Linked DNA regions of Homo sapiens: all the other regions are linked to region 1. Evidence: chromatin loops called from intact Hi-C (ENCODE). Cell type or tissue: sigmoid colon. All regions are shown on one strand. Links, peaks and the distances in the headings refer to the core of each region. The heading gives the core; the rest is flanking DNA.

Region 1 (7,643 bases), core at 1,675-6,674:
GTTAAGGCTGAGTAGAGTCTGGAATGTTGGCTTGAGGGCTGCTGTCTGAACCATCAAAGCAATGAAAAACTTAAACGAATATGCCATTTGAGATGTTCTCCGAGGTGGGTGAGCTCTTACAAGCAAAAACTGGAAGAACTACTCTGGTAGAGGAAATTCCTTTGGACACTGATTCAAGTTCTGGCTGTGCCACAGTGGTGTCATCTCACATACCTCCCCACTAACCTGCTCTCCCCATACTATGTTGAATTTTCTGTCTTTAGCCAAAGCCTCTTTCAGCCTAAATGAGACCTTCTACTGGTGGAGCTTCAAAGCACTCCATCTCCCGGCATCCCCCACCTTCTCAAATTTCATTTAAAAGACCATGAAACACCATCTCTACTCCCACAAAGATAAATGCCATGCAATCCATTCTCCAGCCTAGCAGGCCTTTCTCAGGCCATCTCACATCACACACTCACCCTCCAGCTTCCTGCTGCCTAAGGTGCTTGAGTCACACCAGATCCCTTCTTCTGGGGAAGCTTGTCAGATAGCTCCTTTTATCCCACACATTTACACCAACTGCCATCATCACCATGCATTCAAACTCACACTCCAGGACAGGCATGGACCACAGATGTCCCAAAGCCACATCTCCTAATCCACAGATTCACACATCACATTACAGGAACTCAATTACTTGGTGACTAAAGTCAAGCTCAGAATCTCTTCTCCATATTCAATAGATTCACTCTTCCTCACTCAACTTCCTCATTCCAACAAATTCAGAGACTCTCTACTTTTCTAAGAACTTACAGGTCCCCCTTAGACCTCCATAACACCTAGGAGAGTTAGATGTCATTACTCCCATTTTATAGAACAATAAATCAAGGTTCAGAAAGATTGAGTGACTTGGCCAAGTTCACACATCAGGCTGGAGACTGCCTGCTGAGATTCAAACTCAGATCTGTTGAAAATCTATGCTCTGTCTAACAACTACAGGCTGTAACACAAGGGATTTACACAAGATTACACAATTGTTCAATAGGGTTAGGAAAATAGAAACAAGAGAAAGGACAGGGCCAGAGGAAGAGAGTAGCAAAGATGAGCTAAGAAGGTAAACTTATTGTCAAGGTAAAGAGTTGAAGTTTTACGTTACAGGCATTTAACCATGCCAGTTTTTTAAGCAGAAAAGCAAAACTAGGGGGAGGAAGCAATAACCTAAGTAGAAAAAATTCTCTAAAAATCATGTGTCAAGGTCCCTTCCTCCAGCAAAGGCTTCCCTTAAGCCATCCAGACAGGGTGGAACGGTTTCTCAGAAATCTAAGCCACTCCATGCCTGTGTGGTATGAAACCCCATGCAAATGCCATTAAGCCTTCACCAGAGGCTCCCTGCCATGGGCTCTCCCTGTCTCCAGCTGCCCCAGGACAGCAGGGCTGCAGCAATGGCTTGGTGAGCAGATCTGGTTTGCAGCACAAAGCTTTGCACTCCCCCTGGACTGTTAGCCCTGACACAGTACATAGCTGTGGTTTCTATGGGAAAGCCCCTGGCTACCCACACCAGGCCTTAAATGTAGGATGAATCCCACAAAATCTCCCATCCGAACCTGCATTAGGACTCAAATCCTCGGCTGATCCTGGCAGGGCTGGGCCTCCGGGCACAGATTAGCACAGAAACCCCAGGAACTCAAAGCACCTGCAGGCAAGGATCACTATGGCTGGGAAGCCAGCATCCCCAGGTCTCCCTGGCCAAGTCAGATCTCTTTTCCCAGAAGTCTTTTCATGGTGAATAGGACACTATGACCAGGAGTCAGGAAACCTGGGTTCTTGTTCTAGGCCAGTCACCAACCAGCTCTGGGGCCTTGAGTAAATCACTAGCCTTTGCCGGGTCTCTACTTTCTCATCTCAGGAATACACCACCAGCCCTTGCTACTCTGCAGAACTTCGTAGAAGAACATGTAAGAGTATGGATGTGGAAATCATAGCCAACTTCCTACTTGGTGGGATACCTGGAGAAGACTCAGAGATGGCAGATAGATAGATAGATAGATAGATAGATAGATAGATAGATAGATAGATAGATAGAAAGAAAAACAGATCATCTCCCAGATTTCTGGGAACAGTACAGATGGCAGATGTTCTTCCTCAGTTTACTCATGAGCATAGTCTTACTTTTAAGGCGGTATGCCTAATTTCTTGTGAGATAATAAAGATGATAATTCAGTCAGGGAGATGGATAGAGCCTAGAGGAGGAATTAAGGGTGTGCACTTAGCCATCACTACTCTACCTCTGTTGAGCTGTGCCATCTTGGACTAGTTACACAGTTTCTCTGGGCCTCAATGTCATCATCTGTAAAATGAGATTATTAAGAGTTGTACCCAGTTGTGGGTACATAGTACCTAGCACATGCTCAGTGCTCAATGAATGGTGGTTGATGATGTCAAAAAGGAATTCTGACTTTCAGGCTCTGTCTATGTTGCTCTGTCCTTCCACTCCTCCCCATCCCACACATCCAAAGTATATCTTGTAATTGTGACCCTGGGTGTGCCTTGAAGGGTTTGGCTCTTTCTTTTTCCTATGCACTCCTCCTGGAAAACAGCAGACCTGCTGAGGCAACCAGCACAGAAACAGAGCTCGTGCCGACTCCCAACTGCCGGGGATACAAAGGGCTGCTAGGGAGATGGAGCAGGAAGCACAGCCCTGGAAGAGTGCACTGTCCCCCCAGCATCCGACAACCGGCCTCTCAGTGTGGAGCTCTGTGGGGCACAGTTGACGACTGTCACTCACATCCACTGACACCACCGTCTATGCCATTTGTCAGCAAGCAGAATGTCCTCATGTGGTTTGACCTGACTCTCTCAAGTCCTGGGGAACAAGGTTGCACCCTCCACATGAAAACAACCAGCTCAATGCACAGAGTCTGGTCAGATTCACAGCTGGAGTTTGCATCTGTCACCCACCACCCTGCAAGGTTCTATTCTTCAATTCGACCAAATAACTTGTAACTGGGGACACAGCCCAAACATGGAACCAGGAAAGGTCAAGGTTCCAAGCTACCTTCGAGATCATCTGATCCAATAACTTCATTGTTCTGGTAGGAAAAGCAAATCCCAGCGAGGGGACTTACCAGAGATCATACAGTTGGCCAGGGAGTGGCTCAAGGATCTAGGAGTAGCAGAGGCATCTTCACCCCCCCTCACCTGGGAGAAAACAGAACCACAAAGAGGGGGAGGTCGGCTGGTGGAGGGGACTGACACCGGTTGCATTTCAGGGGCTTCGCAAGGGGTAGAATGAGCACTGGACTGAGGGTTAGAAGACCAGGGTCCCCCACGTGTCTCTGCCTCGAATCAGCTGGGCCCCCGTGAGCTGTCACTTCCCCTCTCTTTGGGTCTCAATTCTCTCTTATAAAACGGAGCATCCCATCCACCTCTAAGAATGGGTTCAAGGAGCAGATGAAAATGTGTTTTGAAAATCCTGAGGCTCTACATATGTACAACCAAATTCTGCCCATCTACACAGCCACTTTTAGCTGTTGTCCCCAAGGCCTGGAAGCAGGCAGAGGGGAGAGTTAGGTAAGCTCTCTGAGCACATCCAAGGCTGGAGGGCTTCCCTCAGCAAAGGGGGCCCAGAGCACCAGGCTAAATCCATGTCATTCAAGCAGCGCTCAGGTTGTGTCTAAGCAGCTTTGATTTTAAAAGATTAGGAGGGCCGCAGGGTGGAAAGAAAAGTTGATGAGGCAACAAAGTCCTGCCCGCAGTACCACACTGCCCTCTGCAGGGTGTCTGTGAGAAGGCACCTCGGCTGGCCAGGTCAGGTTAATTCCGACTGCCCAGGGTCACAGATCCATTCCCGTGCCTCCACGCAGTGCAAGCCCTCTCCAAGTAGAAACAGGGATTGGGGGGGTGCTGCAACCACCCTCAGTAATCTGCTCTGTCTTCAAACAGCGCAGGCCTTTCTTGGTGTCTGGCCCGAATCTTCCTCTTGTCCTGACACCAACCATCTTCCAACCTGCCCTCCGAGGAGCCTGCCTTAGCGTCTCTTGCTTGTGACTCTAAAGCCAGGATTTAGAAGGTTCTAGAAAACAGAACAGCCCTGGCTCCTGCCCACCTCATTGTACCCTCTTTTCTCCAGAATAAGGTGGTTTCTCCATACCCTGGACATATTTTGGTCCTTGGAGAAAGCCCCCACACTGAAGGAGACGTGTCTTGCCTGAATCAACAGACAAGCCAGCGTCCTGCAGGTCTCAGTGATGAACCAAAAAGTCTGTGACTTTCACGAACATCAGACCCAATCTCCACAAATGATCTGGGATTGCGGGGGACATCCAGGGCCCAGAGCCTGCCCCCACGGCAACAAGGAATGTCCTCCAAGGCCCTCATGGCACCAGACCTTCCCCCTTCTCCATCCTCTCCCTGGCTGTGTGGTTCAGAGTGGGGCACTCTGCAGCTGGCTGACCAGCCTCCAGGCATGGGCTCAGGCCATGCTCCCTGTGTGCCCTGTGCAGACCCGGGGAGACGCTGCAGCCGGCCTGGCCATGTGACACGGGTGATTCACACACGCAGACGCCCAGACCAGTTTCTCCTTTCTTCCTCTCCCAGGCCATTACAAAAGGCACAGTCTCAGCACAGTGCTGCATTGTTCCCAGGGTCAGCAGAGGCTGGAAGCTGAGGGGAATTAGGAAGACAGGGAGTTGAGCAGCGTAGAGTGGTTTTCCATGCAGCATATGCACCTCGTGCAAGCCAAGCCCACTTCCTGTCTTGGCTCCAGCTCTGGAGCTCAAGTTTATATCTCCCTCCTTCAGAACCAACTTCGGTTTGGGTTGTTGGCTTCTTTAATTTTCCACTCTCCGCACGTGTGCATTTCTTTGAAAAATATGCACGTGCTGTGTCTTTTTTCTTCTCCAGCACACATCATTCTTTAGAGACTATAATATAAATTCGGAGTCCAGCAGCCTTTGTCTTTAAGAGCATGCTTTCTCCTTTGTCTTCTGCTCTCTACCCCCAACAAGACACTAAGCATAGACAGGTTGGTGGATGTGATCAGAGGTACACGTGGGCAAGGCCAGGACTTGGGGGTGCAACATGAGTGAATGGAAGAGAGAGGAGGCTGGTCAGCAATGGTGGCAGGGGGTGGGGGGTGAAGAAATTTGGCCATGAATGGGGCAGTCAAGGATTTGGGAAATTATTCCAATTTTCCTATTCTTTAATTATGAAAATCTTCGACTCTGGGTAGGTGAAAATAATTTCCTGGTAAATAAACACTTGGAATCAGAAGGGCTTTTGGCAGCCCAGTGGTCCCATTCTGATCATCTGAGAGGTAGTCCTTCCTCTACAGCAGGCCCATGGCCAGCAGGACAATCTGTCCCACGGCTGAGCAGCTCAACTCATTAGAAGGAGCTTTGAATATCAGGTCAAAATGTGTCCCCCAAGTGGTAGGTTGTAAAAATGGTCACCCTTTTTCACTCCTCCTTGTATCCATGCCCTTAACATGTGACTTTGCAGGACTGATCTATGACTTGCTTTGATCAAATGTAATGTCATGCCATTACTGAACTTAGACTTCAAGAGACCTCACGTACTTCTGCTCTCTCACTCTGAACCCTGTCACTGGCATGAGAACAAGATCAGTATAGTCTGCTACAGGATGAACTAACACATGGAGGAGAACTCTGTCATCCCAGCTTAGGCCTTCCTAAGCTTAGACTCTTACTCTCTCAAGTCCTGGGGACAACCCACAGCCAGCATGACAGCTGACTGCAGATGCATGTATGAACCCCAGCTGAGATCAGCCAAGCCTGGCCCAGGTCAGCAGAACCACCCAGCTGAGCCCAGCCCAAATTGCTGGCTCTCAGAATTATGAGTTAAATAAATGTTGTTTTAAGTCAATAAGTTTTGTAGAGTTTTGTTATGCAGAAAAACTAAACCAGTGCAGCCCATAATAGCCCTCTACAGCTATACAGAATAATCTCGTGATTCCTTGTCCCTGAGGACAGCCCTTTAAATAGTGAAATACTTATCATTGCCTCTAAGCAACAGAATGACTCTTGGGGAGGTCATGCTACTAGCTCCTGTTTTAGAGGAAAATCACCCACCAAGACATCCTTTGCCACTTCTTTTTCACTAGCTGCCAACCTAGGAGCTGCAAACATCTTGCAGTTGCTGTCAGCATCCTTCTACAACATCTTACTCACTCATTAGAGCACTCTGACAGCCCCATACCCCAATAATCTGATCTTTCCAGCACATTTTATTGAAAATTAAGAGAAATTATAAGATTGAGATGAGGAGGACACTAAAGTACAATGAAAGTAGTTAAGTAAATTAGGCTTCTTGAAGCCACTTCTGACCCAAATCTGCCAAAACTGCCAAAAAGCCTCCAAAATAAATGTCCATGGAAGGCTTCACATGGAGCCCCAGCTCCATGGGTCACAGCAGTTGAGGGTGGTCAGGGGCTGCTGCTTCCAGCATTGGCCATGTGAAGCCAGCAGCAAATGCATTGAACTTGGTCTTGGGGCTGATGGGGAAGGTCATCACCCCCACCACAGGAGACAGATCAGACCTATGGCAGCCTCCATTTGGAACCAGATGTGGAGGGAAGTGGTGTGGGAAATGGCTGCCATCTGTGGATTTTCTGGCTGAAGACTTGACTGCAAAGTTTGCCAGTTTCAAACGAGCCCTTGCAGCTTGGCTTCCTGTTTTCCGTTTGCGCTCCCCGTGTGTCACGGCACAATTATTCTGGGAGACGTGCTCAAAATGGACACGGTCTCCAATTTTCTTTCCCTAATAACAGTGCGGGAAATAGGGGTGAGGAAGGCAGTTGAGAGAGGAAAAACCCCAAACCTCAGAAAAGGATGAAAACACTTCTAAACTCAATTTCAAAAATGAGAAAATCAAAATCACCAAATCGCAATACACAGCCCTCTACTCATTCAATCCAGTCCCCTTATGGCTGAGCAGGCTAGCGAAGAGAAGAGACTTCATGGATGTGAGGGGTGTGAGTTCTACTTTCATGGGATCAAGAATATTTTGAAATTTTCTTTCCTGAGAGCCTAAAAATCATCCGCCTGGGATGGCAACAAGGTCAAATGGCTGGTGGTAGGGTCCTGAAAAGATGCCGTCCACCACCAATTATTTTTCAACCACATACATGGCCTTGGCCATGGCTCAAAGCAGAACAAAGAAAGGGCAACTCTCTTCCAGCTCTTTTTTGTCTTCTACTGGACAAATTAATCAGCCCCAGTGCCCAAATCCATTCTTATTCATGGCCAGGAAAGAAGTTGGAAGTCTAGAGTATGCATGTTTTAAAGGTCTTTGGAACTGTCTTGCTTTTGGATTTTAGATGAAAAGATTAGGATGTGTTTGTCTGTGTGTGCCTATGTATATGAGCCTGGATTTATCCAGGCTTTTATCTATGTGCCTGGGTACACATATTTGTGTTTCTGAAAGTGCCAGCTAGTGTGCGAGCATGATTTACATAAATAAATATATCTATAACATGTACACTTGGTACGAATGCCTGTGTGAGCCCATGAATGTGCACACTTGCTGGCCAGCATGTGCATAAAGTTGTGTTTGTGTGTGCATGCACATGAGTGTGTGAATGCCCCACATGTGTTGCATGCACTAACATGTCTGCAGTCTATGTTCAAGATGGGGTGGCATGA
Region 2 (7,643 bases), core at 1,011-6,010, 63 kb before region 1:
ATTATGTTAGGCTATGAGGTATATTAGCTTGCCAGGGCTGCCGTAACAAAATACCACAGACCAGGTAGCTTAAACAACAGCAATTTATTGTCCCACGGTACTGGAGCTGAAAGTCCAAGGTCAAGGAACAAACAGGGTTGCTTTTTCTCTGAGGCCTCTCTTACTGGCTTGCAGATGGATGCCCTATTGCTGCTTTTTCACATGGTCTTTTCCTCTGTACATGCACATCCCTGATGTCTCTTCATGAGTCCAAATTTCCTCTTCTTATAAGGATGTCAGTCAGATTGGATTAAGGCACATCCATACGACCTCATTTTACCATAATTACCTCTTTAAAAGCCCTATCCTTCGATACAGTCACATTCTGAGATACCAGTGATTAGGGCTTCAACGTATGAACTGGAGGGGACAGGGGAATACAGTTCAGTCCATAACACATGGCAAGGAGGAATCAAGTTTGCAGATGGAATCAATCTGCTGACCTTGATTAAGATAGGAAGATTGCTATGGTTTGAATGCTTGTCCCCTCCAAATTGCATGTTGGAATTTAAACCCCAGTGTGGCAGTCAATTGAGAAGCAGAGTCTTTAAGAAGCGTTTGGCCCGGGCACGGTGGCTCACGCCTGTAATCCTAACACTGTGGGAGGCCGAGGCGGGCGGATCACGAGGTCAGGAAATCGAGACCATCCTGGCTAATACGGTGAAACCCCGTCTCTACTAAAAAATACAAAGCGGGAGCCTGTAGTCCCAGCTACTCTGGAGGCTGAGGCAGAAGAATTGCTTGAACCTGGGAGGTAGAGCCTGCAGCGAGCTGAGATTGCACCACTGCATTCCAGCTTGGGCAACAGAGCGAGACTCAGTCTCAAAAAATAAAATAAAATAAAATAAAATAATAAAAAAAAAAAACAAGAAGTGTTTGGGTAATTCCTTCATGGATTAATGAGGTATGGGTTACTGAGGAATCACAAGAGTGGGACGGGTGACGTTATGAGGACAGGAAGAGAGACCTGAGCTACCATGCTTAGCACCCTGGACATGTGATGTCCTGTGCTGTCTTGGGACTCTGAAGAGAGTCCCTACCAGCAGGAAGGCCCTCACTAGATGTGGCTGCCCAACCTTGGACTTCATAGCCTCCATAACTGTAAGACATAAAGTCTCTTTCTTTATAAATTACCCAGTTTTAGGTATTCTCTTATAAGCAACAGAAAACAGACAGAAATTATCACGGATCATCCACATGGGCCCAATGTAATCACAAAGGTTCATAAATGGAAGAGGTCATCATGAGAGTCAGCTTCAGAGTGATACAGCCTAAGAAAGACAACCAACCACTGATGAATTGAAGATGTAAGGGGGCCCTAAGCAAAGGAATGTGGCCAGCTGGAGACAGAATGACACGGATTCTCCCCTGGAGCCCCCAGATGGCTGCCTCCACACAGCCCTGACAACACCTTGATTTTAGACTCTGACCTCCATAACTGTAATTAATAAATTTGTGTTGTTTGAAGCTGCTAAGTTTGTGTAACTGTTTACAACAGCAATAGAAACTAATACACCATGCATAGAAAGGAATTAAGATATGATAAAAGTAGCATTTCAAATAACTGGAGAAGGGTATAGTATTTGGTAATATATAGACAATTAACTAGTCATCTGGCTAAAACACTAAACAAAATCAAATTTCTATGCCATGCCATTCACAAAAATAAAGTCCAGATGGATTAAAAATCTAAACAATGTACACGTAAAAATACTGGAAGAAAATATCGGATAATGTGTTTATGACTTTGGAATAGGGAAGGGGAAAGACATAACCAAAAAATGAATAAAGTTTACAACAGTACAATATAAAACACTTCTATACAAAGACATCACAAGCAAAATCAAAAGGCAAGCAAAAAATGGCAGAAATACGTTTTCATCTTACGTATATTCTTTGAATTTTGTTGTTTTATTTTTCTTGACAGTGAATGTGAATTAGTTCATTAATTAAAAACAAAAAAAGGCAAAAAGAGTTGGAAAGAATCTCCTCTACCACCCTCTTTTCTTCCCAGGAATGAACTGGAATGAAAGGAAAAACTTTTTAAAATCAAAAACACTATGAGAACACAAGCCCGTGTTTTATTGAAGCAAAGAACAAATTATGATTTTGGAGGGCATTTCCTCATACAATCTTTCCCACATCCTCAAGCTCCTCTTTCTTGAAGACACCTGTGGAATGAGCTAAGGTCAGCCTGTGTTCATAGGAAAGTACTGCTGAAAAGCTAACCTATGTAGGGTCAGCCGAACATGTGGCAGAACTGGCCAATTATCTCTCCTTTTCCCACATCTTCCTGGGCACACAGCTAGACTACGTTTCCCAGCATCCCTTTGCAGTTAGCTATGTGCACATATCTGAGTTCTGTCCAATGGAATGTGGGCAAAGGTGCCACCTCTAGGCCTGGCACATGAAAACCTCATGTACTTCATGGTCTGTCCTCTTTTGCTGTTTTAATAAAGATGAATATGCAAACTTGGAAGACTTGAAGTTGCAAAGCCATAAAATGGAAAGAACTTGGATCCTTGAATCACTGCCTAGAGAGTCACCCACTGATCAGAAACACCCATATTGGGCTTTATAAGAGCTAGAAAAAAAGTTGTATTTGAGCTCATATACATTTTTGAGCTTGCGTCTGATTCAGTAGCTAGTATTCCCTTAACTAACTCAGAAGCCAACCTGGCTTCTTTTGGCAAATTCCTTGGTCTGACACCTCCCCCAGCAGTTCAACTGAGCTAATTATTAAGCTAATGACTTCAACTGCAAATCCGTCCTTCTATTCTTGACTTTATGAGTCCCTGAGCTGGGACCCAGCAAACCACATTTCTGCTGTGCCTAATAGTTTCCTGCTAAGGTCTGCCAATAGAGGGCACTAGAGAGAGAGACTGCAAGGCTGGAAGAGGGGAGAAGGTGCCTGCTCCCTTCTGTCTGCTTCTTGTTCCACTTCCTTGCTTCTCGTTTCTGGAGGTGTTACCGGGCCACGTTCACCCTGGCAGCTGCATTTCATTCCAGTAGCAGCCACTTTTTTCCATCACCCAAAGTACCATCCTCATTATCTTCCTCTGGGAGACCAGCATCAGCTGGTAATAATTCCAACGTCTTTCTTTCTTTCCCTGGCCCTAAGGATGGTACCCCTTCCTTGCAGTTGCTACTCTGTGATGTCTTTTTTTTTTTTCTTTTTGAGATGGAGTCTCGCTCTTGTCACCCAGGCTGAAGTGCAGCGGCACTATCTTGGGTCACTGCAACCTCCGCCTCCCGGGTTCAAGCAATTCTCCCACCTCAGCCTCCTGGGTAGATGGGATTACAGGCGCACACCACCATGCCCAGCTAGTTTTTTGCATTTTTGTAGAGGCAGGGTTTCACCATTTTGGCCAGACTGGTCTCAAACTCCTGACCTCAAGTGATCCGCCTGCCTCGGCCTACCAAAGTGCTGGGATTACAGGCTTAAGCCACCACACCCGGCCAACTCTGTGATGTCTTAGGGTTCCCTTTGAACATTCAATCCCTAGTTAACAATTCTTTAGGTTAAATTACCTCTGTTAAAAACCACACCAGATATTTTGTCTCATAGCTGGGTGCTGATTTATACACCAACACGTTTGGAGCTACCTGGGGTTTCTCCATCATCCCAATGGTAATGATACCACAGTATGAGCCATAGATTTCTGTCTTCCTCCGTCCAGCACCTGAGCCTTGCCTACCTTTTGCCACATGCAGAGGAGAAGCAAATCACAAAACGTGTCTCCCTGCCTCCTGCTGGCATTCAACAGACCTCACCTAGGGCTGCAAACTGGAGCTATGAAGACCCAGCAGAGTATGTTTTGTCCCCTATGCCCACAGTGGCATCGCTGGGACGACCACACATTGGAGTACCACCTCCACTCCAAGGAAAAGCAGGGGAGCCACAGAAACAAATTCTCCACTGCTGCCCTTTGAAACCATGCTTTGAAATGTCCACCCAATTTACCCCCTTTCTGATCTAAATTCTACACCAGAGTAGGGGACACATAGCCTAGAAGGAAGGGCTGCTGTGACACTGGAAGCTCCTTAAAGACCAGATTTTTTTCATATGTGTCTCCCGTCCCAAGGCACAAATATGAACTTGCATCTGAAGCTGAATAGCTCTTTAGATAACGCATGCTTGCATTTATTCTCTTTGCCTTTCGCATAGTAGACATTCAGTGAGCCTATCAGGACTGGAGTGGAATGGAATTAGATTGGGAGGAAGCTGCCAGTTGAAAAGTCACTTTTTCTAAAAAGCCTTCTCCTATTCCCCTGGAGAGAGGGAGATGCTTTTTATTCCCTTCTCTGTGTTTCCACAGCTCTTGGTGCTTCTATTTCATCCCCTGTCATGCCGAGTTGCAATTTATGTTTCCTTTCTGCCTTCCCAATATACCAAGAACCTGCCATATGCAAAGTCGCCATGTCTTTTTCATTGTTGTATCTCCAGGCCTGGTACCCGTAGGTGTTCAAAGGATAAGTAAATTAATGAACAAACCCTAGCCTAATGGAGCAGCTTTTCAATCAAAATGAATTATAGCTCTAAGTGCATTAACCTTTAGAGGTAAATAGATGAATAAGAAATGTGCTAAAGGGCACTGTAAAGGGCATCAATTTCACCCTTAGCACTGTAAAGGGCATCAATTTCACCCTTCCAATGTAGGAAAAAACCTTCCAAAGGATTCCAGATTTGAATCCTTGATTTAAATACCCCCTGAATTCAGAAGTTTATTGCCTTAGTAAAACAGTCCATTTCACTGTTAGACAGCTTTAATTATTCAAATGTTTTTCCCTCTAGTCAGCTTAAACCTTCCTTCTAATAATCCCTTTGTGGGCTCTGGTTGCAGCCTCCAGAGAAAACATTGCTAAAATACTTCTAATCCATAGCAGAGATTCTAGAAGATGCCATGGTCCTCCACCCCGGACTACTTCTGATCTGTTGCCTATGGCAAGTATCTTGTACATCACACATCCAGTGCATTTTGCTGCCCTTAGCTAGGATTATCAAATATCCATTCTAGTCCATTCTGAAGAATATCCACAAAAAACAAATCCAACCTATTTCTCTATTTTTGGTCCTAGGGCTGAAACATCTTAGATCTCAGTTCTAACTTAAATTCTTTCCTTTTTTATTTTTTTTAAGTCTCTCTATTCTTTCAGTGAAGAAAGAACTTTTTTGGCTCCTATCCACTCTGTAAAGAATAACTAAGTCCTCTCTTTTTCTCCTCCCCGAAAACATGCCCTTGGCAACCCAGCCTTCTCTTTTATGAGCTGACTCATAGGTTCTGAGTGAAAAAAGCCCTTCCTTAAACACCCTCTACTGCCACGTGTGGATGAGGCTGCAGTATCCCAGTGACCAATGGAGCCAGGAAGTCGTGGCTCTGTGAACTGTGCCAGCATGACCCAGGACACTTCATGAGTCCCTTGTGCCCAAAACGTCACCACTTGGGCAACTACGTGTGGAAGCACCACCTCCACTAGGGGCTGGAAGGACGTGAGAACCAGCAGGTCTCTCCTGGCAGACCTATTGTAGGCTCCAACCCTCCCATGCTGGCCAGCCCTGAAGAGCACCAGCCCCCATGCCATGAACTTAATTACTTTGCAAGAGGACAGTTTGTAGCTGGACTTCCTCTTTGTTCTCACAGAAAGCTGAGAGTGGGCACCAGAACAAAGGCGGGTTTTTGCAAAACACAGGCAGGAGAGAACCCATGCTGCAAATCTGGGTCTGGGTCCATGTGTGGAAGGGATTGGGGAAGCACAAGGATGGGGCTCAGAAGGAACTGAATCCCTACCTGAGTGCTCATGCAGTGCCCTACCTGAGATCCCATTAGACCCAGACATAGCTGAACTGATTTACGCAAGCTTAGAGAAAAAAGTGTCTTGAGGGCTTCTGTCTCCCATCTCCCTGATTTTAGAAGACGATTTTTTTAAAGGTATCTTCTTTTCTATTTTTTTAAAATGTAGTAAGTTGAAAGGGGTGTGAAATTTGCATTGCTCACCTGATCAAGAGCTTTAACCCTCATTATTAGAATGTTCTTTATGTCTAGCCTAAATCCCTAAAGCTACTTCATGAGGTAAGTCTATGGAGTCTCATAAGTGGTTACTGGGGCATCCTTTAATGTGATAGATCAGGACTGATGGTCCTCTCACTCCTTTGGCTCCCCCTCCTTACCTATCTGAGAAGAAATTCCTTTGGCGTATGAACTCTGTGAGGTCATGTTGAGAGGTCACCAGTATTAGCAAGGGAAAGGCTTACGTGTGGAATCTGTGCTCCACACTGAGAAACCTGAACTAGCACCACCTACTTCTACAGAGGTCTGGAGGGCTTCTCTGACTCACAGTGGCCAGGAAGGGTGGGGAGAGAGTCAGAGGGAGTGCCCCAAAGTAGGGACGAAAAGAGAAAAGGAGACAAGTGCGAGGAGGGACTCCTTGGTGCCTATCCAAGCCTGGCAATCTATGGGCTGAAAGATAATTCTGCAGGTAATATAATCTTTGTCACTACCACCCCACACCTTGGCTCTGTGTGTTTGCAGTTACACAAAATTCTTTACTTCCTGAAATGGCCGCAGCTGCTCTCTCTTCTTCAGGGCATGATACGCATATGTGTGGGTCCTTCCTGTATGTCAAGGTCACTTCCAAATCATCCTTGGTTTTCTTTCTCCAGGATGGCTCTCTATTCTTTACCTTTCATCCCAGAAGTTTTAAAGAAGGAGGAGGAAAGGAAACTCATGAATTGAATGTCTAGCGTGAACTAGGAAATGAGAGAAAGCCTTACATAAATGTTTTTCTTTCGTCCTCCTAGCCACTCTCAAAAGTAGGTGAAATTTTATCACCAGAGGGTTAACAACTTCTCTCGATGAGGAAAGTGAGGCTGGGAAATAAAACGAATGGCCCAGGGTCACAGAGCTGGCAAGTGGTCATTGTCAGATTAATCCCTGGATCTGTCAGACTCCAAAGACACAGGCTTCATGGTGCTCCACTAGCTTTGAGTCTCCTCTACCAACCCTGACCCGCTTCTATGTCCCCCACAGTCCTTTAGCTCCACCATGGATCTCAGTACCTCACTTGGATCAGAGCATACAGAGAAAACAGCTTCATGTAGCCAACGTGGCTCAAGATAACCCCTAGCTCTGGGACCAGACTTATGCATGAGACTGGAGGAAGATCCCAGGAGAAGATCAGGCATCTCAATGGAAACTTTAGCCATAGCCCCAGAGGCTCAAGGATGAGGAAGGGGCCCTACCTCATGTGATACTTGATTTTCTCTGGAAATCACTGTGTGTGGTACCCATGGCCCAACCTCCATAATTACCATAGTGTATCAGGAAGATACATTTCCCAAATGTAGTGTATTCCCAAAACTCTGTTTTCCTCTTTAAAGAATAACTGTGACTCCTAGAGAAATCTCTGGATATATGTAATGCTATGAAGACAATAACCAGGCCATAGAATCACAGACTATCAAAGCTAGACAGGATCTCAGAGTTCACCCAGCCAAACCTCCTTATTTCAGCCCTGGGAATTAATAACTCAGAAAGGAAAAGTCTCCCACAACTTAGACTGTGGCAGAAAGTGAGCTCAATCCCAAGTGTCCCAGATCAAGTGAC
Region 3 (7,643 bases), core at 1,011-6,010, 470 kb before region 1:
TACTTATGTATAGTTCCTTTTTCATGGAATCATGTTACTCTGCAACCTGAGTAATGTGCTTATTTTAAGGCCATCTGGTTAAAGGAACTGGAAGATTACAGTTCCAGTGCTGGCAATGGTGCATTAGGCATCCTTATTCTAACGTTCTCAGCCTTGACCGCAAACAGAAATTCAGTGTCCCCTAGGATTCCCATTCCTCCTGGTATCATAGTCCTTCAACCCCATACCATCTAATATAGTAGACACTAGCCACATGTAGTTGACAAACCCTTGAAATGTGGGCTATCCAAATGAAGATGTGACATAAGTTTACAATACACACCAAATTTAGAGGCCTTTGCTGCAAAATAAAGAACTTTAAATCTCTCGTTAATAATTTTATATTGATTACCCATTGAGATAATGGTACTTGGGATATATTGGGTTAGATTAAAATGTATTATTAGAATGAATTTCATTTATTTCTTCTTACATTTTAAAATGAGACTACTAGAAAAATGTAAATTACATATGCAATTTGCATTATATTTCTATTGGCAGCACTGTTCTAACCCAAAGGCCTGCAGAACGATGTGAGTTCACCTCAGAGGTACATGAGATGATTCCTTGGGAGTGTGGAAAGAAAATATAACTTCTTTTCTTACTTATTTTTATCTTATCAATTTTTAATTTATATTTTTGCGTCTGTTTCATAATGTACATAGTATATCGTCATGGTACTAAATGTGTATATTATTCAAATATTAACATCCATTTATTTGCAGATGTATTAAAAACATTTTTATAGACAGAAGTGTGCGACACAAAATTAAAGCATATGGTGACCTTGCTTTGCAGGGGTGAGCAGAGGGTATGTTTTCCGTCCTCTGTTACATATTGCTCCCCCTTGGTATCTGACCCACCTTTCACACCTTTGTGCTGACTTTATTCCTTCTCTTTCCTGAATCATGTCCAAAGGCGTCCCAGGGAAGATAAATGAAGCTCTAAGCTTTGCCTTCCTGCTTTCTGGATCTTAGGGTTTGGTGTCCTTGCTCCTTGGGTGCCTTGAACATCCCATCTGGCAAGGTTGGGCTGCACCTGCCTTCCCGATGCGCCTTCCTCCCAGAGAGCCTGGTGCCCACCCCAAGGCTCCTCGTTCTCCCTCACACTCTTCTCCAGCACCTCCGGCCTCCCCTCCCTACCAGGTCCCCTGAGCTGTGGAGATTACAAAGGAGAATCAGGTTTACACTACTTTCATCCTAACAGATAATGAGAAGAAAGAGAAAGCAAAAGTGAGATGAGAGGACAGATTGATTCCGGGGGCTCTGACCACGGGATGATTCGCTCTCAAATCAATTCCCATTGAATTGAAACCAACACCCTCTCAACCTAGGTTACTGGTATTAGAAAGGAGTTATGGGAGTTGGCTAAGCCTATAACACTTTCTTCAAAAGAATGTCTATTCGATTATTTCTTTTGAAGGTACTATGTTGTGGCAGCCATGAGAAATATAGGATGGATGGAAACGTGAGTAGTCACATCACTCCACAGGGAAGATAATAACAGAGTGTAGCTTTTAAAGGGGCTTGCACCCACCCACCACTGGCACAGGTCCTTGGACACACATGTACACACGCACATGCCCACACCCTTTGCTGTGCCCCCTGAAACTCATTCCCCCTGCAACTGAAACTTGCCTTTGCTTGTGATCATTCACACCCCTCTCTGTCATTCCTGCACCCACTCAATTCCTCACTCTTATGCTCAGAAAACATTTACTGACTGAGGGCCTGTTCTAGGAAAGGCACCAAAGTCTAAGGATAATCAAGTCTGGTGGCCACATTCAGAAAATTCTGGCCGAAGTGTTTTAGGTTGAATCATGAAATTGCTGATATTGAACAGTTTCTGACCTTTGAAATGACCACTTTATATAGTGAAGCTTAATTTTGTACATGCATACACATGCATATTTGGGGTTCATATCACTATAGAAAAGTGGTCAAAAACAAATTCTGGCACCAGATTTATTATTTATTAGTTTTGGAAACTTAAGTAAGTTGCAACTTAACTCATCTGAATCTCATTTTCTTCTTACGAAAATGGAGAAAATAACGGGCTCTACTTCATGGGGTTATTGTGAGGATCAAATACTTAATCTTTATAAAGCATTTAATACATACTGCCCAGCACATAGTAAGTGCTCAATAAACGTTAGCTGTAGCAGTGGCTGCTGTAGCAGTGGCTGCAGTAGCAGCTAACATTTATTATCATTATTAGTGGGTGGTAGCATCACTGTCATCTATGGAAGTCCATGTACAGTATTCCTATTTGCAAGATGATAAAATAGACCTGCTCAAGTGAGAGAAAAATCTCTTACTGACTCTCCCAGCCAGGAAAGCCATCATCTTATCAATAATGGAAACAGAATACTTTATTAAAACTGTAGAAATTCAGCAGAAGTTATTAAAACAACTAGGAACTTTAGTGTTTGACATTTGAATAGAGAATAACAAAATGGCAGTGGGGAGGGACCCAGAAAGTGTGAGGAGTGCAAGAGGGGAGGGAGCAGGTGGCCGTGCTGGCTGCGTTTCACTTTGGGCAGGGTGTTTGCATCTAGAGACCTGCCTGTTTATTCCAAGTGAAAGCCAAGGGCTGAGTGCCCTTGTGAGGAGTTCGTGTTAAGTTTCATGTTTGTGCAGGAAAGATCTGAAGGGCAGTGTGGCCACAAGGACTGATGGACAGATAGATAGACATGTCTGGATTTATGACTGAGCAGCTGACCCGCGCCAACATGCTAGTGAGGACACACAGTTGACTTAACACAGGCTGCTGGTATCCACAGCCAGAAGTCGAAGAAATTGTTGGTGTTATTAACAATCTTCTGGCAGGAGGATGGCACTTACGTCCTGGCTGTGCCGACACAGCTAAGATTCTCTGGTGTGGATTCCAGGAGCACATCGATCCTGGCCACACAGACAAGCTGGAGGCCAAGAGTCCCTTCCCTTGTCCTCACAGGGGGCCACCACAGTCAGCCTGGACAGCCCCTTCAACAACCAAGGGACCTGTTTACAAAACGGTGAAACAAACTAAAATCAGACAAATAAGTGTCACACTAGATTGGCTGGTGGAGCCAAAGGGTTTGATGTAGAGGTGCCAAAAAGGAGCATAAAACCAAGGGGAGATCAGGGCCTTGGGTGCAGAAAGGGTGAAATCAAATCTCACCTTTAGCCATTAATATTAGTGTGGCACAGGCCAATCCTCTTACCTGTGGGGCCTCAGTTTCCCCATTTGAGAAATGGTGATGAAAATCTGCCTCATAGCCCTATTGTGAGATTGGAGGGAAATCCTGGCTGTGACTTGCCCAGTGCACCTTAGTTCATTTTCCTCCTCTCTGTATGTAGTAAGTCACTCCAGAAGAGAGCCGACAATTCTGGCCCTGACAGGCGCAGCAGCCAGCCCAACCCTGAGAAGCAGTTCCCCCACCCCTTCTCCCTCACTCTGTCCTCCCCTCCTGGCTTTTTCCCAGAAGGCTCCAGGGCTCCCAGGCCAACTGCCAAACCACAGGGCTCTGCCATTGGCTTTCATAGACCCCCTCCCCTTCCCCTCTTCAACTGCATCTCTGCGTGGCAGTCCTGCTCCGGGCTCCCTCCCTGGAGGGTAAGACCCGTGGCTGCCCCAGCCTGCTATGCCAGCATTTGCAGGGGTATTCATCTGAAACCACTACTGACAATCTGTGTTTATTTGGGGCGTGCAGAGGAGCCAAGGGCTATGAAAGGAGCTGCGTTCCAGAACTCTCTGATTCCCATCAGGCTGCGCAGATCAGGCCCTGTAGCTGAAAGAAGAGCTAGGCTTTCTCTTTCCATGTCTTCAAATAGGGGACCGCACACTAGTTGCAGTTCCAACAGTTGCAGTCTGCAGTTCCTCTTTTTGCTCACTGACAACACAACCCAATCCTGTGCCTTATCAAAGACAAGAACTATTAGAGAAATGATGATGAGAATTGAGGATGTCAAATTTTATACATTTGTAATTGCAGGGGATAACAAGACTTCTTTATTTTGCACTGTTTAATATTTCAACTTTTTATGGAAATAGAGAAAAGTGCACAAATTGTCAACTGATAGCTGGGATTGGATGGCAGGAAGAAATTGACACTAGGACTGGCTTCCAGCACCTTTAGCTGGACCATGTAGCCTCTTAGGGCACGAGAATTGAGAACATTCTTTAGGAACCCTGTTAGCATATTTATTACAACCAGGGGTGAGCTGGAGCCAGCTTGCACCAGCTCAGAAGAGCCTATTTTTCCCATCTCTTCCCAACTCCACATTCAGTGACCTCACATTGGTGCTTGAAATCAGGGTCAAAGGGAGTATTTACACCACAGAAATCAGCAGATGATAAGTAGAACAGCCACCCCACCGACCTCCCACCTCCGCCACGAACAGTTTTTAACCATTTACTAACAAACCACTGTTTAAAACTTTCCTAAAATGGGTGAACAAAATTTGAGTACCTTTCTGACTAACTCCAGTTTAATCAATCCCTACCCCCTTTCTCAGAAAATCTCCCTTCCCATTATCTTGCCCTGAGAGTACAGAGCCTTTGCAATCTTCCTTCTGGAAACTCTCATGCATTTGACAACTGCTGCACCTCAGCCTTTTTCCCTCTCTTCTGCTTTTTGTTAAGTGATTGCTGTTCTTGAGTGTGTCTAAGTGATTCCCCAGAGACATATCCAGGTGGTTGATGTGCAAAGCCCGGCACTTCCTGGAAAGAAACCTCTGCTCCAGGGCTGACAGTGAGGCCTCCCAGAGCCTCCATGACCCCCTTGGATTGCAGACACTGTCCAAATGTCCTTCTGTCAGATGGCTTCCCCTAACGCCATGCCTTTCTCAATTTATTGCATTTTCAGCCTTACTGAAGTCTGCCCTGGGGACAAATTGGAAACCTATAACCTTAGGACAGCAAGGTAAGGAGAGCCAATGCACAGCCCCTTCACTTCTCTGGCCCCTCAGTCCCCTCTTGTCTTAATTGGGCAGTGTGGGTCAAACGCTGCACACGTCCCTTCTGATTCTGCACGCAGTGTTCTTTCTACATCTTGGCTGTACAGAGAGTTCCATTTTTCACCCCCATGAGAGGGGGGTGGGGCAAAACACTGAAGGAATCTTTCAAAGACCCTCCACCTGACCCCTGTCTGAACAAATAATTAATCTCCTGAAAAAGCAGCTCGCTGATGGGTCCAGGCTGTGCCTGTGGATTTATGAGGTGACGTCAGTTTGAAGACTGGGATGCAGAGCCTGAGCTGTGTTTCACACACTCCTCAATTGTTTTAACGGACCTGCTCCTGAAGGCCTCCAAATCTTTCCCCAAGCTAAGCTTTATTAAAATGGCAAAGATGGAGAGGAGTGCTTTTCCAGATAAATCAGCTTACTTAGGCTCTGCTCCCTCCCCTCCCCCTGTCTACTGGAAAGCACTCCCAGAGGGAAGGAAATGAAGAACTGCAAAGTACTTGCAGGTACATGCTTAATGCCTTAAACTCTAGCATTGTGTTAACAGCTATTCATGGACTGGACTTTAAAGAAATAGATGGATTCTCAATCTGCCCAATTTAAATAATCCTTAAGAGAGAACTAAGGAGGAAGATTAATGTCCTTAGTAACTAAATGACACACCAGAGTTTAGCCTGGAGGCTGGGTCTCTGCACTGACTATCACAGTGCAATTCCTTGAGAGGATCCAGATAAAACTGGGTTTAAAATGAAGGTGGGGGGCGTTAATGGGGAGAAAAACGGTTAGAAGTCAGAGTGAAAGAAGGGAGGGGTGGATGTGAGCAAGCGGGGATGGAGGCAAAGCTTTTGTCCCAGAGACAAAAGTGGTGGGAGAGTGAAGGAGTAGAAGAAAATATATTTCTACTCTTGACTGATCATATGTGTCATTGTCTCTCAATACATACATGTATATAATATGCATACACACGTGTAGTCTCTCTGACACATACACACACATAGTCTGTTTATAGACTGCATGCATACTTGTCTAAGACTTGAGAAATGTAAAGTCAGAGGCCACTTATATTTAGAATTTCAGGAATATGTATTATTGATTGAAATGAAAGACCTTAGAGACCTGAACTGTTAATATCTCATTTATGGGAACAAAATAAAAACAATTGTTGCAACTTAGCATGATTTTTGAGAGATGGTGATGGTAGAGAATCACTTCAGGGAAAGGGAGAAGGTTTAGCTGACAAGTGGGAGAAAGAAAGGGTATCCTCTGTGTGGTGTCTATGCATGTATGTTGGGCAAATCTGCAGTGAGGAAGCAGCCAGTGAGGGAAGGGAGAAAGCCAAGGAAATGATCAGGGCAACACAATCCCCTGATCCAAACAACTCTCCTGTATTTATATTAGGACTATATGAGACTGGTCAACCTTGCAAAATTAGTGACTACATTTCATTAGCTATATTTAGGCCGAATTAAATTTGAATTCAATCACTTTTGATTCTGAGGTCCATCTCTTTTTACTATTTCCCATTCTTGTGGCAGTTACTATGTAGTCAAAACCAAGTATGACAGATGAAGAGAGCTCCAGGGCTAGAAAACTAAAAGGTTGTGAGGATAATTTGAATGGGACTTGTGTCACCTTGTTGATTGCAAGGTGGATTCCCTGATGGCCTGGCCAGCTGCTATGACTGCCCTCTTTGTCCTCACCATGCCATAGGCCGTCTCTGGAGCTTCCCTCAAGGTCAAAAAGGACAATCTTCCAAGACGGAGAAGGGCCAGTCTCTGTAAAGTCCTTTAGCGCAGAGGCCATAATATCTACCACTTTCCACAGTGTTTGGCTCAGTATGACTTTTAAGAAATCATTTACAGAATTAGAAGTATTTCCACTACGTGGAATACAGAGCATATAAGGCCTGCCTTCTAGAATCTTGTAACCTAAATAAGATTGGATTTATACTAAGAGAGAAGCAACTAAAATAGCATATAATAAATGCATTTTTTACATTGTGTCCTAATACCACATACCAGCCCTGGTCAGAGATGTGGAGAAAGTGGCTTCCTGTAGATAACTGAGAGTCCACTGTGGTAGAATAGGGAGGGTGTACATTGAATCAGGGTAGGTACAGGCCTTTTAGAACTGGCTGAAATTGAGGAGTCAGTATCAGATGTTGAGAAGAAGATATTTCAAATAGAGAGAACCTTGGTGGATAAAATCGGATTTTGTCTCTTCAGCCCAAAGTCTACTACAACACAGACTTAAGGCATCTCTTGAAAACAAAGTTTCACATGGTATCTGGTTATGTTATTGGTCCAGGCTCTAGATTTGTACTTCAACAGCCCTTTCCCTCCACCTCCGAGTGTGGGATTACAAAGGAAAGCACCATAGATGGCTTCAAAGAACTTACGGCTTAGAGTGAAGACAGACGCACTAGTGTCTTGAGAAGTGACTCAGTAAGATAATTGAATTGTATGTACCAGAGGAATATGGTAGAAGAAATAAGTCATTCTGCCTGCACACATTAGGAAAGGCTTTACAGAGATATCTTGCCTAAACAAAGACTTGAAGGAATTTTTTGTAGATTAGGTAGGGAAGTGCTGTCCTGGTAGAAGAAACTGTTTGCGAAGACAGAGCGGTGGGGGTGTCTGATACGTTGGGACAATTGCA

Evidence for each region. Peaks named below come from ENCODE experiments on the same cell type or tissue, not always from the same donor. Only the 100,000 strongest peaks of a DNase experiment are listed, where the experiment ranks them.
Region 2: it touches region 1 in a loop (2.3-fold over the local background); 48 of 110 quality-filtered maps call a loop at or near these places.
Region 3: a loop joins it to region 1, with 2.5 times the contacts of the local background. A loop is called at or near these places in 3 of 110 quality-filtered maps.

Annotation. Positions count from the first base shown.
Region 1 is chr2:217,709,922-217,717,564 of GRCh38, forward strand. The region is part of intron 2 of DIRC3 (disrupted in renal carcinoma 3); the gene reads right to left. Among named protein-coding and RNA genes, the nearest start is that of DIRC3, 77 kb to the right of the region's middle. RefSeq lists an enhancer at 3,804-3,853. In sigmoid colon, for the core only: a CTCF peak has its summit at 3,755 (motif pointing left); DNase peaks (open chromatin) are centred at 3,760 and 4,520; H3K27ac peaks cover 1,537 bases.
Region 2 is chr2:217,648,039-217,655,681 of GRCh38, forward strand. The region is part of intron 2 of DIRC3 (disrupted in renal carcinoma 3); the gene reads right to left. Among named protein-coding and RNA genes, the nearest start is that of DIRC3, 140 kb to the right of the region's middle. In sigmoid colon, for the core only: a CTCF peak has its summit at 2,905 (motif pointing right); a DNase peak (open chromatin) is centred at 5,363; H3K27ac peaks cover 539 bases.
Region 3 is chr2:217,244,974-217,252,616 of GRCh38, forward strand. It overlaps the pseudogene RN7SKP43. Among named protein-coding and RNA genes, the nearest start is that of DIRC3-AS1, 34 kb to the right of the region's middle. In sigmoid colon, for the core only: no CTCF peak of the experiment used is centred there; DNase peaks (open chromatin) are centred at 2,838, 3,508, 4,758 and 5,148; H3K27ac peaks cover 1,452 bases.